3 separate regions of the Homo sapiens genome follow, and regions 1 and 3 are each linked to region 2. Evidence: chromatin contacts called from ENCODE Hi-C or POLR2A ChIA-PET data. All regions are on one chromosome and are shown on one strand. The core of a region is the stretch at or near the end of the contact, and the rest is flanking DNA. Distances in the headings are between cores, read along the strand shown. Region 1 holds the start of FOXN3-AS3 (FOXN3 antisense RNA 3). Region 2 overlaps FOXN3 (forkhead box N3). Region 3 overlaps FOXN3 (forkhead box N3).

The links. A loop is a pair of places that touch in the nucleus more often than their neighbours do. ChIA-PET counts read pairs that join two places held with the same protein, here RNA polymerase II (POLR2A). Pooled maps may share reads with other maps.
Region 1: a pooled map shows a loop between it and region 2 (2.8-fold over the local background). The contact joins the promoter of FOXN3-AS3 here to the enhancer-like site in region 2. A Hi-C loop is called at or near these places in 1 of 168 maps with a recorded cell type or tissue (naive thymus-derived CD4-positive, alpha-beta T cell), 1 of 37 single-sample maps with no recorded cell type and 11 of 50 pooled maps. POLR2A ChIA-PET finds 5 or more read pairs at or near these places in 2 of 52 experiments (BJ and GM10248).
Region 3: a loop to region 2 is called in a map with no recorded cell type, with 6 times the contacts of the local background. The contact joins two enhancer-like sites. A Hi-C loop is called at or near these places in 2 of 168 maps with a recorded cell type or tissue (B cell and right cardiac atrium), 4 of 37 single-sample maps with no recorded cell type and 6 of 50 pooled maps. POLR2A ChIA-PET finds 5 or more read pairs at or near these places in 1 of 52 experiments (OCI-LY7).

Annotation. Positions count from the first base shown.
Region 1 is chr14:89,348,080-89,352,207 of GRCh38, forward strand. It overlaps FOXN3-AS3 (FOXN3 antisense RNA 3), which reads left to right and starts at 2,208. Exons shown (of 2, transcript NR_188029.1): 1 at 2,208-2,414. FOXN3 (forkhead box N3) reads right to left here. Exons shown (of 6, transcript NM_005197.4): 3 at 2,593-2,729. RefSeq lists a silencer at 3,337-3,386.
Region 2 is chr14:89,163,764-89,167,462 of GRCh38, forward strand. All of the region lies in intron 5 of FOXN3 (forkhead box N3), which reads right to left. Among named protein-coding and RNA genes, the nearest start is that of FOXN3-AS3, 180 kb to the right of the region's middle. RefSeq lists enhancers at 1,228-2,159, 1,404-1,453, 1,654-1,783. Within about 2 kb of position 1,553, at least 9 of the 41 ENCODE cell types and tissues checked have a DNase peak (open chromatin) inside an H3K27ac peak, as active enhancers do; they include B cell, where a contact is called at or near this core.
Region 3 is chr14:89,384,219-89,387,911 of GRCh38, forward strand. All of the region lies in intron 2 of FOXN3 (forkhead box N3), which reads right to left. Among named protein-coding and RNA genes, the nearest start is that of FOXN3, 31 kb to the right of the region's middle. RefSeq lists enhancers at 1-113, 1,785-1,854, 1,905-1,954, 2,335-2,434. Within about 2 kb of position 1,757, at least 13 of the 41 ENCODE cell types and tissues checked have a DNase peak (open chromatin) inside an H3K27ac peak, as active enhancers do; they include B cell, where a contact is called at or near this core.

The DNA of each region.
Region 1 (4,128 bases), core at 958-3,457, 180 kb after region 2:
CACCTGCAGCTCAGTTCAGAGTGACATTTGCCAAGCACACCTGCAAGTCCTAGCAATAACCGCCCATCTAGTATAATCACCATCTTCTTCAGGATGCTAAGTACCAGCCCCATGAAAGCCAAGCACTTCCCAGGTACCCCTCACAGCGATCCAGCAAGGGGCTGACGGGTGATTCCCCGCATCACAGTGGACCCAGCCAGATCACGTCAATTCGGCATTTTGGGGTCCCTGTTTAATGACTCGGTGTTTCACTTCCATCTTCTCTAGGTCATGTCAACAAGTGGCCTGATGGCTTAGAATTGAACCAAATGCCACATCACTGTTAAGACACAGAAATATTGTACAATTACCCAGTGTTCAGTGGCTTCAGTGCAATTTCACACACTAGAGGATCCTGAAGCAAACTCTCAGCTTTCAGATGAAGGGATGACAGTCCCCAGGAAAGAGAAAGTGACTTGTTCTCATGGACTTAAGGCATGGAAGAGGCAGACTAGAATCTCATCTGTCATCTCCCTCCACCGCCAGTGACCTCTGTGGAGGTGAAATCTAAGCACCGCATGGGCAGAAGCAGAAACTGGTTTTTTTTCCCCCCTCAGTCAACTGGGGATAAAGGCTGGAGGTGACGGAGTGGGGTCTGAAATATTCCTTCGGAAATGATTTTCATTACAAAAGCTCTGGTTCATCTGCATTTTTATGTCTATATTAAAAATCAAATGAAGTCATTAAGCTAAGGCCAGCTCAGAATGCCTCTCGCCTGAATATGCATTCCTGTTCCAACCCCCAGAGCTCCTCTATAATCCTTCGAATTATTAAATAATTACTGTGTTTCCCTCGGGGTCACATTTGGCAACAAAATACTGGTCTAAAGGAACCAATGACATGACCCAGTGAGTAACACTCATGTTCTTAACTTCCTAGAAGCAAAGGGAGATGAAATACTTCTGAGGTGCAGAGTGGAAAACCCAGAGAAGGGTATTCCATGCAGCTTGGAGAGTCGGGGGGTGGGGGTAGAATGACAAAGAAACATGAGAATCTGGGAAATATTTCAATAATTAGTGTCACGTCCTCCTTCACCAACCTTGTACATCGGCAATTCTCCACTCCAATCCTGGTTCTCTTCCATTTGGGGAGTGGCTATGGCCACAAGGAGAAAACCAAGCATATGGCTCTGTCCTTCTGGACATGTCTACTATGTTGGCTGGGCTGCTTTGGAAAATCCCACTTTCTCTCCTACAGCTATATGACCTCAAGTTGTCATTTCGAATAAAGTATGCTTCCACTGATTTTTATGAACACAGACAAAAGCTGCTACAACCTTCCCCCCCACACACCAAACCTTTCAAATCAACTGTAGTTGCTATGTAAGGTTATTTGTTTCTAAGGCAACAGTGTATATCTAAGTACTAATGGCCTGTCCTTTTGCCAGGCAACAAACAGCCTTGTGATGCAACTGCACCTGTCTCGGCTACGCGTTACTATGGAGACGCTCCAGTTGCTATGGGTACCATCACGCTAATCGCCTAGCAAAGGCAGACATACAGCAGTCTTCTCAGAGAGCCCAGCTGTTCCTCCCTGTCTCTTGCTGAAGACTGATTGTCTAGGGCCTGTGATGGAATGCTTCTCAACTGAGATGCAGAAGAACTTCATTAATGCTATTTCAGAAGATCACTTTGTGCTCCCTCCTGCAGAACAAACAGCAGACTAGGAAAAGAATCTGCAAAGAAGTGGACTGTAAAATTCCTGAAGTCTATGACATCATGCCATCCCTAATTAACCTCAACTTGCAGTCCAAGGATAATTCCTCTTAACTAGGTGGTTACGATAGAAACATTTCTATACATTTTTAAATATTTTTTTGTAGAACTGAGGAATGCACTTCAAATTCAAGTACTATGTATTCATAAAAATTGATCTTAAAAATTTGGTTCTGATTATTTGGCTCTCTTTTGGAATCTAACATTAAGACACTTTTTAAAAAAGTGACAGGCTACTTACCCTCCCTTCCAATGATATATTTGTAAAAATGGTACCCATGACCTTACTGTCTCAAACAAATGGGCATGTGAGGAGGATAAAATGTCTCTATTGTTTCTACTGTTCTCCTTGAAGAAGCAAAGACCAAGTAACCACAACAAAATGGTCACCTGGGAGCACCGTCTACATGGAGACTGCGAAAGACAACAGTGGGGACAACTGAGTGAGCCTCCACTGAATGTCTGCAGAGACCGGCCAGATGAGGGGATGATGGAGTTGCCTGCTTGACTCGTTCCTGTACTTTTATCCCAACAAAACATGACACACACCGAGATGTGAAAGCTGTCGACTTTTCTTTGTAAATGTTTCTACCCAGGAAGACATGATTTCACCCACCATGAAGCCTTCTGGAAGCACATTCCTCTGACGCTGCAGCAGCGGTAAGGTTTGTAGGAAATACAACAGTGGATATGCCTCCTAATAATACTTAATTTCTTTCTCATTTACCTGCAGTTATTTTTAAAATCTCGTACGGCCTATTAAATTAATTTCCGCGCAGGTCTCTGCCAAAATAATGCCATTTCAGTAGACCAAAAAAAAGAAGTCTGAATTGCTTACCTTTGATATGCCTGAGGACAGGTGGGAGGTGTATTGAACACGTGTGGGTGTGGGTGATAAGGTGTCTTTTTCAAAGCCTGAATTAGATTTTGTCTATACTCTGGGTCTATGCACCACAACGACCCTTTCCCAATACTCTGCAAAGAAAATTAAAATACAAAGGCATTAATAGAGAATTATTAAGTACTTTGCAATAAGTAGATGTATAGCTATTATCACTTCTTTATTTTTAAAAGCTTCTCATTTGTTGACTGTTTGCCAGCCTTAAATATTATACTGACAGTAGAACTCCATAAAATGCACTTCAATCTTACTTGTATTATGTTTGATAGGCAAAATGAACATATTATTACCAGGTTATGGTGATACAACAATATTACAATTTTCATACCCAAACTACCAATAAAATGAGAATCTCATTGTTTTTCAGCGTCAACATTGAAGAACACGTGCATTCTCTTCTAAAAATGAATTTAACTGTGTCAGATTTCTAAAGTTTGGGGAAAAAAAAAAGAGGGCCGAGACACCCCCAAAAGTCCATCTCTGCTCCAGAAATTTAGTTATGTTTTAAAACCATATGACATCGGGATCATTTTATAAAAACAGAAAAGTAATCCCCTTGTTTCTTTCCAGCTTACTCACAAAAGAATGACATTTACTCTTGGAATAGAATTCTGTAATTACCTTCCCTAAGCAACAAAAGAACTCAGGCAGCAATGGTAAAGCCCAACTCAGAATCCACTATTTATTTTTTGGATTCCTCAGTTCCCAGCAATCGACTCCAGCCATTAAGAGTTGAATCTTTAGAAGTCAAACTTTAAAATGCAAATTTTCTAAAACCGTTCTGTGGAGAGAGGGAGGCTTCCTGTGAGGCCCACTTCCTGTGAAGCGTTTGGTCTATGGACAGCCTATTTTTAAAAATGTAAGTCCTTCCTTTGAGGCCCCCCGGAACTGGCAGCAGGCCGACGGGCAATCGTTCCTCTGGCCGCACACTTTCAAGTGACCGAATGTACCCAAACTGTTTGATAAGGTCATTTGTAAATATTTACTGATTTGCAGAGAAAAGAAGTTAAATTACATAAACCCGTGCCCACCTCCTGCTTTCAGCCAACAGTAAGATTGATGTTGTCCTCCAACATTTAGAAAGCAAACAAGAAGCTGTTTAACTAACATGGGGGAAGGGGACAATCCAAGAAAATCCCACTGAAGGAGCTGTAAAAACAAGTTACTCCTAAAATCTTTTTAAAAGTTTAAAAAAATCTGTGTTTCATCATCAGTTCACCCGAGTAGTTTCCTTACAAACATTATTCACAGAGCCCATTAAAATACTTTATTATCAACAACATCAGCAAGCCGTGCAACTGGAATTAACTCTTTCTGGTGCAATGAGAATAGGAGAATTGCTCAAAACCACAGCCAGGGGCTGGAACCTCTGACCACTCTAGTCACCCACCCCCACGTGCAGGCCTGACCCCAGACACAGGTCAGAGTCTGGCTGGACACTCTATGCTTAAACATCAATGTTCTCAGTTTAAC
Region 2 (3,699 bases), core at 303-2,802:
GAAGTGAAGCCTGGAGAAGTTCAGTGATGTACTTAAAGTCACACAACTGATCACTTGCGGAGCAGGGACTGGAATCAAAGTCTGACTCTCAGACTTGAGGTCTTAGCTACATCACCAGACCGACCCTCCTTTGTGATTTCCCTATAACAAGGTCCCTGCTACCCATGCCTATAAGGCGTCTGTAGCACTCATCACACCTCTGATTATTTCTTTGTGTCTTTACATCTGAGCGATGTACTTTCCTTGTGCTTCCTTATCGCGAAAGTGGGAATAGTAACTACACCTGCTCCCCGTGGGTGTGGGGCTGAGGACACGAATTAATGCCTGCAGGTGCCTGGACCACGGCTTGGCCTGACAGCAATGGCTGTGAAGCTTATTCCTGGTTAGGACCCATGCTCCTTATGTCTGGGAGGCAGCTGCCTGTCTGTTAGTGCCTGGCGCCCAGCCTTCAGAAGGATGAATACTTGCAGGAGAGGAGGGTCACTTGTAGCTGAAGGGGACGAAGGGTGGACGCCAGGGAATGTTTTGTGGAAGACAAGGCATCTGACCTTGGACACAAGGGCTGAAGAATTTGGCAGGGATGGGAACTGTTCTATGGCACCATGCTGGCCCGGTTTCCTGTAAGCTCATCTACCTCGTGATCCATTTCTAAGAGTTCTGGGGAACATGACCATACTTTTCCTGCCTAGATGACCCCAACTGTAAGTACTCTTACATCCCCTCCATAGAGGGCACTCCCCACCATCATTATGAACTGTGTGGTCATGTGTCCCATTAGAGAGCTAGCTCCATGAGACAGGGTGTGGTTACTGCTAGGCCCCCAGTGGCTATCGCCGTGTCAGCACGGTGGACACAGCAGATAAACTGAGGAAGTGCGGCACAGGTGGAATCACGTGGCTGAGAGCATGAAGCTTGGGAAATGACTGTGGGTCTCCACCACCATGACTCACCGGGCACACGCTGAGGATACGGCACTGGTAGAAGGGCTGTGGGGTCAGGACCACCAGTGAGATAACAGTAGTGACAATCTCTACCCTGGCTTTTCTCCTGTCACCCTCATGGGCCTTGAGGCTCAGGGAGACTTCAGCTGCATCCCACATAGAAAGTGAAAGGGGAAGGGAAAGAGTCCCTAATGAAAAGGGTGCAGTAGGGAGTGAGGCGAAGGAGCTGCTCTCCTGGGGCCCCAGGGCCGGTGGTATTTTGCTAAATTTAGGCTGGGGGAGAGACTCCGTACTGTCGTGTCCACCAGCAAAATGTATGAGGGTCATTATCAAAACTCAGCCTTTGCTAGATGTCCGAGAGCCTCCTGATGAACCCCAACACTTACAATGTGTGCATTTGTACACGGAAGTCCCAGTGAGACCCAGAAGGGTCCCAGCTTGTGTCCTGTGCTCCGTGATCCCAGATACACACCACCTCCCCTAAATCCTTACAGACAGAGCCTGGCTTGCAAGCCACACACGCCTGTGCTCATATCCCAGTGTTGCTTACTGGTGACTTTGAGCAGGCTGTTTTACTTCTTGAAGACTCAGCTTCCTCATCTACCTTGTGGGGCTGCGTGAGGATTAAATGAACTGTCCTGAGCACAGAGCAAGGCTGTTTGTGGTGCCTGATCATGTTTTTTACTTGTGGTCCGATTCCTGCGACTTCCTGCTGCTGTGACTTGTTCACTCTGAGCAGTCTTGTTTTCTCTTTCTATTCTGGATCGGGAGGCGTATGGGAACCCAGCACCAAGTCAGAGGAAACAGGCCCTTCAAGAGGAGTTCCTCCAGGGCTTGCCTGTGAACACAGCCCCTGAGCTTTGGGGTTTGGCCTCCTCCGTATCTGTTTTCTGCAGACTTCCTATTTCTTGGCTGTGTCTTGGGTGCATAAAGATGGCTGGGATAAGATTACTTTGAGGTGTCACCAAATGTGAAACTTGGTAAATGTAATTAATCATACAGCTAGCTATTAATAGTTATTAGAGCAAACGAAAATGAAAGTCTCGTTGTATGGTCCTTTTAATTTTTGCCATTTGAGGGAACTACTGTAAAATACAAAAATAATTCACCCACTGAACTAACATCAAACAGTTTCATAGTAAATCTAAGTATACTTGAAAGAGTAAAGTGGGCTATATTTAGCTTTTAATAAATGGATTCAGTTCTGAATGTTTCTTTTAAAAAATAACTTGGGGCTTACAACTCACGTCACTACCACAGTTAAGCAGAACATGATCCCTCTCTGAACACAGATGGGGAGAATCACGAGTGGGAGAGTGAGAAATAAAGCAAGTGCTCCACAGTGCTGATTCCTGGTGAATCTAGGTGAAGGGTCTGTGCTATTCATTGTGCTTTTCTTTCCCTTTTTTCCTAAGTTTGAACATTTTTTAAATCAAAGTTTTAGGGAGGGGGAGAAATACTCTAGAACCAAAGCAATGATGTTAAACGTGAGCTCCACACTATCATAAGAGGAATGGTTTCGAGCCTGAGAATGTCTCTTTCTTTCTTAAACAGGGAGATTAGCAGCATTAAAGAGGGGGATCCAAATGGAAACTTTCTTCTTAAAGAGATCCCATGGATTAAAGGGAGAATAGAAAAGAGAATGATTCCACAGCCCCTGATTTGATGCTGTGTGGGGCAGAGTTTCCGGTACCACCTAGAATCAGACTGCATGCCAACAGAGTCCATGACCCAAGTCCCTATTGGAACACTGGCCTACTTAACCCATTTCACAGAAAAACAGAAGCTCAGAGAGCCCCATGGTTGTTGAGTGGGGTGGCCCGGACAGTCTCAAAGATGGTTCAAGCAGGAATTCAAAATATCTCCCTGTCACTCCTGAAGAAGGAAGTTTACTGTGATGAAGACAGAAAACCAATACATCCACTGATAATATTTCTGGATGAAAACAGGTACACAGACATAACTTCAGGGAGTGAGAATTAAAATATAAATGTCTCTCTTTCTCATTTGATGAAATTAACCTTCCCTGAGATTTTAGCTTGGGATTATGTAATCCATAAGTTACACACAAAACTCAGCAGGAAGTGAAAAGCTCCTTCAATTATTAATAACTTGGTGCAATGTTATTCACGATGGTGCAAGCCAGCTGCACTGACTTGGTGTCAAATGTTTCCCGCCGCAGGGATTGCCATTACAGGACAACAAATGCTTAAAAGAAACCAGCCATTCTGAACATGTTGGAAGGTGAATTTCTAACCACTTTCTTAAAAATCATTCATTAAAGTGAACATGTGATACATCCGAAATGCCTGCAATTTTTCAGTTTTAGCTGAATTTATGTGTAACGATATTGCAATTAGCATAAATCAGAGCCACCTGATTTTACTGGGCCTCTAAAAGTTTAAAGCATGTGGCTCAACAAAACCACGTGCTATTCATCTCAGATAAAACCTGGTACTCATTCTCTTGTCAAATAGTTGGAAAATATCAAACATAAAAAGAGAAATCACATTAGTTCAAACCCAGAATGAGCAGGCTTTCAGCTAACAAGTCAAGGTGTAGGTTTACGACATGGCCATCTGCCATTTTTTGTTTGTTTGTTCATTTGTTTAACCAATTAATTAGGGGTTCCACTACAGTATAATGAGCATGTGTCATCTCTGCCTCTTACCTGGTGCACTAGGAGTCTCTCTGGAACTAATGGCTCTAATTCTAAAGGATATCATGTAGGGTAGTTGTCCTCCCCAGGGATTTAGTT
Region 3 (3,693 bases), core at 507-3,006, 220 kb after region 2:
GGCCAGCGATGGATGGCTGCCCTGGGCGTGGCATGTGGGAGAGGAGATCAACTCCTCACCTCTGCGCCCACCAGCCTGCTTCACTGTGCTCACTTTGCAGATATAGAAACTAAGCCTGTGAAATGCTGAAGTGATAGTTCTACTTAGTGGAAGAATCAGGACCAGAACCCAAGTCTCCTGAGTCTGCATCTGACAACCAGCTCTTCTAATACGTACCAGGAACATACAATTCTGAGTCACAGACAAGCTACTTACTATGGGCAGACACTAAAAAACAACTAATGACTTTCATTCATATAACATGGTTTCATCCACTTGGAAAACTGTTTTTGTAATCTAGATTAAAAAAAACTTCCTTTCTTCAACAAACATCAGCCCCACACCTACCACAATACCAGGAATGAGTCCTAGGAATACCTCATCTAGTTGTAAAAATATATATATAAAGCAATACAGAGATGCAGAGATAAAAATAAGCCCTGTCTTATGGTTCCACTGAGAAGAGGGACATGACCCAGCCTGAGCAGGGAGAATCATGGCAGACTTCTTGGAGGCGATGATGGCTGTCAAAGTCTACAGGATGAACAGGCCTTAGCTAGGGGCAGAGAAGGATAAGGTCATGACTAATGGCAGGAACAACAGCCTTGATGGCTCTCTGAACTGGAGCTAAGGTTGCTGTACGTGTTGTAAATTACATGGTTTTATATCCCATGGAGAAACAGCCTTACAATGAAATCTTTTTATAAACTTGCACCTGGAGATTATGTCTCTCCCCTAAGTCGGCATCTTACCAGGGAAGGAGAATTATGGAATCTGCCGAGTTTCCATTTTTGCCTTGGCTGTCAGGCACTCAATCACAACAAATATATTAGGTCAAGAATTTGGAATATTTGCTTTCCCCTCTCTCTACTGCATTTGTCTATTTTCAATTTTTACCTTAGCGACCTGATTGTGACCTATATGTCTTATGGCAAGCCCTATGAAAAGGAAGTGGGGTATAAATTATAAATGTGCCAATAAAGAATACTGGCTAATACCTACATAAACATGCTAATAAAGAATATTGGCCAATATCTATAGAGAGGGTCCGGGAGGTCTAAAATCTATAACCCTATCACCTTGAGCCTAAGTTAAGATGCCACATGGCCCATCTTTTTCAAAAGTCCAAACCCATCAACTTCAGAGAGGAAAAGGCTTAATTAATTATAGGTAAAGCCATCCGTGTCCTGAGGCAGATGAGACCAATTTCTCTCTGAATAACAAAAGCTGAGGCAAACATTTAAAAAAAAAAAAAAAAAAAAAAGGAGGGCTGGGTGCCATGGTTCACGCCTGTAATCCCAGCAGTTTGGGAGGCAGAGGCAGATGGATCACCTGAGGTCGGGAGTTCAAGGCCAGCCTGACCAACATGGAGAAACCCTGTCTCTACTAAAAATACAAAATTAGCCAGGCATGGTGGCACATGCCTGTAATCCCAGCTACCTGGGAGGCTGAGGCAGGAGAATTGCTTGAACCCAGGACGCGGAGGCTGTGGTGAGCCAAGATCATGCCATTGCATTCCAGCCTGGGCAACAAAAGTGAAACTCTGTCTCAAAAAACAAGGAGTTGGCTAACGTTCTCTCAGGCCTCTTACTGTGAGTGTACATGAGAGGGAGAAAAAAGCAAAAGAGGAGAACAAGATGAGAACTACTTACGTAACTGAGGTGTCAAGATACTGGCTGAAGGCCATCCTCACAAAGACTCACTTCTACTCACTGAGAGAATAAAAGAATTGCAGATTCAGACTCACAACGGTTCTACTCTCCAACAACTGAAAACTTGATCTCTCTTTGCTTTTGTCAACTCAGCAAGTTTATGGGTAGGTTTGACACGCAAATGCCTTCGCTGACAGCAAACAGCTCAGAGGATGCACACGGGGGAGCTCGGGAGGGTGGGTGAAAATTTCACTCTTTCTCCAGATGTAGGAGGAGCTAAGTGTTTGGGGAAAATTAACCAACCAAAAATTATTTTTTAATTGCTTCCTGTGCACAGAGCACTTGCTAAGTGCCACCAGAAATGAAATATAAGGCAACTCCCCTGACATCGAGGAGTGTGTCATCTGCTCTCTAGTGAAAGCAGGAGCACTGGAGTCAGGGACACACATGTGGTCTCCCATCTGTCAAGGTCGTCCACGGACAGCCGCAGAGGCCTGCCCTGCACAACTGCAGGAGGTGCCATTTCACAGGGCTGCAACGTGAAGTCATAGTTCTAATCCTGGCACTACTAGGCTAGGGGAACTTAGCAAGTAACTTAACCAACTTCTAAAGTGGTTTTGAGAATTGAGAGATTAGACAGGTCAGGTTAAGTAAGATAGTGCCCAACACCTAACAAGGGCTCAATCAATGCCAGCTCAACAAATCATCATCTAATTAGAGCCAAAGCACACTCTATTAGTCAGCTCAGACTACCAGAACAAAATACCACAGACTGCGTGGCTCATACAACAGAAGTTACTTTTTCACAGTTCTGGAGTCTGGGAAGTCCAAGGTCAAAGTGCCAGCAGCTTCAGTTCCTGGTAAGGACTCTCTTCGTGAGAAGACGGCTGCCTTCTCACTGTGTGCTCATGGGGACTGCCCTTGGTGTGCGTGCATGAATAGAGTGATCTCTCTTCCTCCTCTTATAAGGCCACCAATCCAATCAGATTAGGACCCCATCCGTATGGTCTCAACCTTAATTAGCTCCACATTGAGGGTTTGCGCTTCAACATATAAATTGGGGGGTGCCAGGCATGGTGGCTCACGCCTGTAATCCCAGCACTTTGGGAGGCCGAGGCAGGTGGATCACTTGAGGTCAGGAGTTCAAGACCAGCCTGGCCAACATGGTGAAACCCCATCTCTACTAAAAATACAAAAAATTAGCCAGATGTGGTGGTGTACCTGTAGTCTCAGCTACTCGGGAGGCTGAGGCACAAGAATCACTTGAACCCAGAAGGCGAAGGTTGCAGTAAGCCGAGATCGTGCCACTGCACTTTAGCTTGGGAGACAGAGCAAAATTCTGTCTCAATCAATCAATCAATCAATCAATAAACAAACCAACCAATTAGGGGGGAGACACAATTCAATCTATAGCACCAACATGAAGGAAATGACCGTCAGTATAATATTTACTGAGTGTGTACTATATTCCAGGAGTTGTATTATCATTATTTAATCTTTAAACAGCCATGTGAGAAAGGCATTATCCTCTCATATCAGAGATGAGAACGTAAAGCTCATTAACAGTAATTACCTTGCTGAAGGACACACAGCTAGCAAGTCGTAAAACAAAGATTCAGCCCTAGGTCTCTCTGACTCCAACTTCCACCCTCCTGAAACTCATCTGCTCTGCTCCTTATTTCATTAGATGACAGACTTTATTATAAAGTTTATTATAAACTACATAGACAGACTATAACTGCCAAGGGCCAGAGAGAGAGAGAGATTAATAAGATCAGGAGTAGATTCCATTAAGGAAATGGGCTTTAAACGGAGCCCTTAGGACAGAGTTGGTCTGGGGTATACAGAAAGAAGAGGGAGGAGGAGCAGGTAAAGCCAGCATGAACCATGTGCACCATGCAAGGTGAATTCTGCAGGGCAGGGCAGGCACCCACCTGCGTCTAGCAGCGGCACACTACAGAGAAGCAACATGAAATAAGGTGGCTAAATGGGGCTGGGCACA